2 separate regions of the Homo sapiens genome follow, and region 2 is linked to region 1. Evidence: read pairs that join two places in POLR2A ChIA-PET (ENCODE). Cell type or tissue: A673. All regions are shown on one strand. Links, peaks and the distances in the headings refer to the core of each region. The heading gives the core; the rest is flanking DNA.

Region 1 (2,927 bases), core at 290-2,789:
GGGTATAGGGTTTCTTCTTGGAGTGATGAAAATATTCTGGAATTAGATAGTTATTATAGTTGTACAACTTTGTGATACATTAAAAACCACTGAATTGTACTTTATTTATTTAGACGCAGTCTCACTCTATCACCTAGGCTGGAGTGCAGTGACGTGATCTTGGCTCACTGCAACCTCCGCCTCCTAAGTTAAAGCTATTCTCCTGCCTCAGCCTCCGGAGTAGCTGGGATTATAGGCATGTGCCAGTACACCGGGCTAATTTTTGTATTTTTAGTAGACACGGGGTTTCACCCTGTTGGCCAGGCTGGTTTCAAACTCCTGACCTCAAGTGATCCACCTGCCTCAGACTCCCAAAATGCTGGGATTACAGGTGTGAGCCACCACGCCTGGCCTGAATTGTACCTTTTAAAAGGGTGATTTTTATAGCATGTAAAATATAGCTCAATTTAAAAAAAGAAAAAATAAGGTCAGTAAGTAGTTCGATAGATTTATTCCATTCTGTTCTCTCCTTTTATTTCTTTGGTTTCCTTTTTTCTTTTTGGAAATGTGGAACACATAGCTTTGAGATGACCTCAATAAAGATTGCATGTCATTCACTGTGTCTGAAAATGAGACATCTGTATATTCTCCACTTGTTCTGGTCACCCAAGATTTTTGTGCCAAATTATTGTCAGTGATATTTCATCTTGTGAGTCAGTTTGAATTTGCTCTCCTCTTAGATGCTTAATGTGGTATGGAACATCAAAAATAAAATGTAGGGACTGACATATAATGGGTGCTTTCTGAGGCCTGAATTGTTCTAGAACTTTTTTCAGTTATAGCTTTTAATTTATAACAACTTGAGTGAGGCATAATTGATATACAATAACTTGCACATAAAGTGTATGATTTGATAAATTTTGACATATGTACACAATCATAATACCACAGTCAAGACAGTGAGCGTAGCTGTCACCCCCAGAACTTCCCTAGTGTTGCTTTGTAATCTCTCCTCCCAGCCCTCCCTACCTCCACTCCCACACAACCACTGGTCTGCTCTCTGGAACTGTATATTAGTTTGCATTTTCTGGAATTTTATGTAAATAGGATCATGCAGTAAGTAATTTTCTTGTCTGGCTTCTTTTACTCAGCATAATTATTTTAGGACACAGTCACAATTATGTTGAGATTTATACATAGTTTATTGCTTTTTATTGCTGAGTATTAATTAGTGCATTCTACAGGTAAACTGTAATTTGTTTATCCACCTACCTGTGGATGAACATTTTAGTTGTTTTTGGCTATTAAAAATGGAGCTGCTATGAACATTTGTACACAAGCCTTTCTTTGTTTGGACATAGATTTCCTTTTCTCTTAGGTAAAACCTCGGAGTGGAATGGCTGGGCCATATGGTAGGTGTATATTTAATTTTGTAAGAAACTACCAAAACTCTTCCAAAGTGTTGTGCTGTTTTGTATTTGTAAATGAGAGTCCTTCCTCCACATAGAAATGTCTTTAAATGAAAGGAAAGATTGAGCAGAGAATGAAGCAATCCATTTAGAAGAGGTGGCCAAAGGTCAGAAATGAATGCTTCGAAAAACAATGAAAAGTGAGAGGAATACACCACTATCTGATGTTGCTTGAATGTGTCTGTTTTAAACATCGAAATTTCCAAATGGTAAACATGACACCTTAAATGACCTTCCTTTTGTGCCAGCTCACCCAGTTTTATCAGAAACAGTGGGAAACACAGTAGGAATACAACTGCTGCTGAAATGACAGTGTGAGGAGCTAATTATAACTTCCTTCCAGTTCTGGAGTACAAGAACTTCAAGTGTAGAGCAGTTGGCAAGTTGCACACTTGATTCCAATTAGTTCCTTCCTGGCATCCTTGCTTACATAGCACATTGTGAACTGTGGAAGTTGGAGGCCAACTGAGTGGGACCACAGAAAGACTGTGCTCAGGCACAGGGTGCATTTTCCAGAGAGGAGCTAAATTAGACAGGGCCAAATGGGTCCATATTCTTAATTAAACAGAGGCTAATCTGCAAAAATATTTAATTAGAAACTTTAAAAAAGAGTCTATATTGGGAGCAGAATTACTGAAATACAAGTAATGTCAAAGTTGCTACAAAGGGTTTCCACATAGCAGGTGACTTCCTGCATGTTTTGGAACAGGGACTGTAAATACAGTGACATAAGCACCATGCTAAATGGCAGCCACATGCTTGGCCTGGGTACTGGGGTGACAATGGAGAGTGGTGAGGAGTATGGTGAACTGGAAAGTGTATACGTTTCTTTTAAAGGAAGTTATTCAGTCCTCAATAATCATTAACTTGTAATAAATACAGGTTCAGTGTTGTCAGTTCTGATTTTTCAAGTCAAGATGAAAATCTGTATTTTTAGGTGAAATCCGATTTTCTAAATGTTAGCAATAAATTTAAGTTAAAAAATGCAGTATGAATCAAGAAGAATATATATGCAGATCAGATAGGACTTGTAGGCTGCCAGTTTATAACCTCTGAGAGTGGAGGAGTTCTGGGAAGGTTCTCTCTCCCTATATATGTTCACCAGTGCAGTGATTGGATTCCTTCCTTCCTCTCTCCCTTCCTCCCTCCCTCCCTCCCTCCCTCTTTCTCTCTCTCTTTCTTTCTTTCCTGATGGAGTGTCACTCTGTTTACCAATGCAGTGATTGGAATTCTTTTTGATTTCCTTCCTTCCTTCCTTCCTTCCTTCCCTCCTTCCTCCCTTCCTCCCTTCCTCCCTTCCTCCCTTCCTCCCTTCCTCCCTTCCTCCCTTCCTCCCTTCCTCCCTTCCTCCCTTCCTCCCTTCCTTCCTTCCTTCCTTCCTTCCTTCCTTTTGACGGAGTCTCGCTCTGTTGCCCAGGCTGGAGTGCAGTGACATGATCTCGGCTCACTGCAAGCTCTGCCTCCCGGGTTCATGCCATT
Region 2 (2,927 bases), core at 140-2,639, 2.0 Mb after region 1:
ATACTGATTTATTTCATGCCCATTTCACAGATAAGGAAACTAAGGCATTTGTTAAATGAATTGCTTGAGGTCTTACAAATATTAAGCGACCAATCAGAATTCACATTCAAGCAGCCTGGCTCTAGAGACCTCATCCCTACACATCACATGAAATTGCTCTCCCACCACTAGGGAATGTTTGTAATTACAAACAACTTCTCCATTCAGTGTGGAAAAACATTATGGAATAAGTAGAAATTGGAGAGTCATTTGTGTGACTTCCGAAATTTTTACTTAGCCTAGGAAATTTCAATTAAGTGTTGTAATTTTGGTTTTAGAAAGTTGATATTTTTAAAACTGACATAACATTACTCATAAATAGGTAATTATTTTATTTGAAATGATGCATGATTTGATTAAATCTAACTTCTTTTTCATTGAGTATTGATTACCATGAATGAGAAAAATATCTCAACAAGATATTTACATAAAATAAGAATGGCATGTTCACACTACATGATGATAGTAATAAACAATAGATCTATTAATTTGTTTTAAGTAAAATATAGAAGCAGTTAAAATGAAAGTGGCATAACTATATTTAACATTGTGTGTGCTCCTGAAATGTGATCATGCTAAAAACTATGAAAATATATAATCTGGAATAGACATGGTTTCTGTTTTCTAAGCAACTAATATGTACATACATAGATATAGAGACTGCATGTCAACATAAATTGAAAATTAGGTCAATACCGAAAACAAAAACAACAAATTCAAGAACTTAAATTTATATAAAAATAGGTTGGAAGACCTGGAGAATAGGAGAAAATTGCTGCAATCTATCCATCTGACAAAGGGCTAATATCCAGAATCTACAAGGAACTTAAACAAATTTACAAGAAAAAAACAACCCCATCAAAAAGTGGGTAAAGTATATGAACAGACACTTCCCAAAAGAAGACATTTATGCAGCCAACAAACATATGAAAAAAAAGCTCATCATCACTAGTCACTAGAGAAATGCAAATCAAAACCACAATGAGATAACATCTCACACCAGTGAGAATAGCGATCATTAAAAGTCAGGAAACAACAGATGCTGGAGAGGATGTGGAGAAATAGGAATGCTTTTACACTGTTGGTGGCAGTATAAATTAGTTCAACCATTGTGGAAGACAGTGTGCCAATTACTCAAGGATGTAGAACCAGAAATACCATTTGACCCAGCAATCCCATTACTGGGTATATACCCAAAGGATGATAAATCATTCTACTACAAAGACACATGCACACGAATGCTTTTTGCAGCACTATTTACAATAGCAAAGTCTTGGAACCAACCCAGATGCCCACCAATGATGACTGGCTAAAGAAAATGTGGCACATATACACCATGGAATACTATGCAGCCATAAAAAAAGAATGAGTTCATGCCCTTTGCAGGGACATGGATGAAGCTGGAAACCATCATTCTCAGCAAACTAACACAGGAACAGAAAACCAAACACCACATGTTCTCACTCATAAGTAGGAGTTGAACAATGAGAACACATGGACCCAGGGAGGGAAACATCACACACCGGGGCCTGTTGGGGGGTGGGGGGAAAGGGGAGGGAGAACATTAGGACAAAAACCTAGTGCATGCGGGGCTTAAAACCTAAATGGCAGGTTGATAGGTGCAGGAAACTACCATGACACATGTATACCTATGTAACAAACCTGCATGTTCAGCACATGTATCCCGGAACTTTAAGTAAAATTTAAAAAAAATTATAAATAGACCAGGCACGGTGGCTCACGCCTGTAATCCCAGCACTTTGGGAGGCCAAGGCGGGCGGATCACGAGGTCAGGAGATCGAGACCATCCTGGCTAACACGGTGAAACCCCGTCTCTACTAAAAATACAAAAAGTTAGCCGGGCCTGGTGGTGGGTGCCTGTAGTCCCAGCTACTCAGGAGGCTGAGGCAGGAGAATGGCGTGAACCCAGGAGACGGAGCTTGCAGTGAGGCAAGACTGGGCCACTGCACTGCAGCCTGGGTGACAGAGCAAGACTCCGTCTCAAAAAATAAATAAATAAATAATAAATAAATAAATAAATAAATAAATAGAAGGGAAGGCTTACTCTCAGATACACACACACAAAATAGGTTGGAAGAAGTACCAAAACTTAAGCACTAAAGGGTATATTGTACAAAATGGTTCTGTCTTCAAAGACAAAAATCAACTCTCTGACTTTAGTTTGAAAGGCAATTCAATTTAGTTTAAAAAGCCAAACTTTATTTATAAGCTTCCAACACTAAGACTTGGTGCAACCAAATTTTCTACTTGCCAACTTTATTTTGCATTTATTCTGTATATATTCATAAGTGTATATATATATGCATATCTGTGCATAGGCATGTGTACACAGAGCCACTGTTGTGGTCGGGACATTCATACCATCCAGTAATCTTGGCTAATACCCAGCATTAACGGAAAGTGATTTAAGCAAATGGGGGCTAACATGAGAAAAGATCGTGCTTATAGGGAAATTTTAACACAGCTCTTTGGTTGCTCTATGGAAATGTGTGGCTTTGTTTCCATGCAGACTGTACTGAAAGATCCCATATTGTCAGCAGCACTTGTATATACTTTGGAAGTTTTGTCCAAGTTTCATAAATCTTGTCATATATCAAGTTATTCTAAATATGGCCAAAGTAAATAATCTGCAGCCAGAAGAGTGAAAGGTCATTTGTGCCCTAATTGCAGAACAATGTCCTCTCTCAGTCAATGCCACGGCTCTCCTTTCATTAATCAGGCCTTTGGTGAGTAACATCTATTCATGTTAGAGTTTTCTCTGAACAAGTTTCAGAATATAAACCAGTCTGGAATTGAGATATTTAATTGTTTGGGTGATAGTCAAAAAACTCTCATGTAGCTTTTTTTTCTTTTTTAATAATTGTAAT

The links. ChIA-PET counts read pairs that join two places held together with the same protein. Peaks named below come from ENCODE experiments on the same cell type or tissue, not always from the same donor. Only the 100,000 strongest peaks of a DNase experiment are listed, where the experiment ranks them.
Region 2: POLR2A ChIA-PET joins it to region 1 with 20 read pairs; 1 of 35 experiments calls an interaction of 5 or more read pairs at or near these places.

The regions. Positions count from the first base shown.
Region 1 is chr2:69,096,169-69,099,095 of GRCh38, reverse strand. The region is part of intron 9 of ANTXR1 (ANTXR cell adhesion molecule 1); the gene reads right to left. Among named protein-coding and RNA genes, the nearest start is that of MIR3126, 6.0 kb to the left of the region's middle. In A673, for the core only: no CTCF peak of the experiment used is centred there; DNase peaks (open chromatin) are centred at 1,795, 2,185 and 2,585; H3K27ac peaks cover 2,269 bases.
Region 2 is chr2:67,130,890-67,133,816 of GRCh38, reverse strand. All of the region lies in intron 1 of LINC01828 (long intergenic non-protein coding RNA 1828), which reads right to left. All of the region lies in intron 6 of LINC01829 (long intergenic non-protein coding RNA 1829), which reads left to right. Among named protein-coding and RNA genes, the nearest start is that of LINC01828, 46 kb to the right of the region's middle. In A673, for the core only: no CTCF peak of the experiment used is centred there; a DNase peak (open chromatin) is centred at 1,186.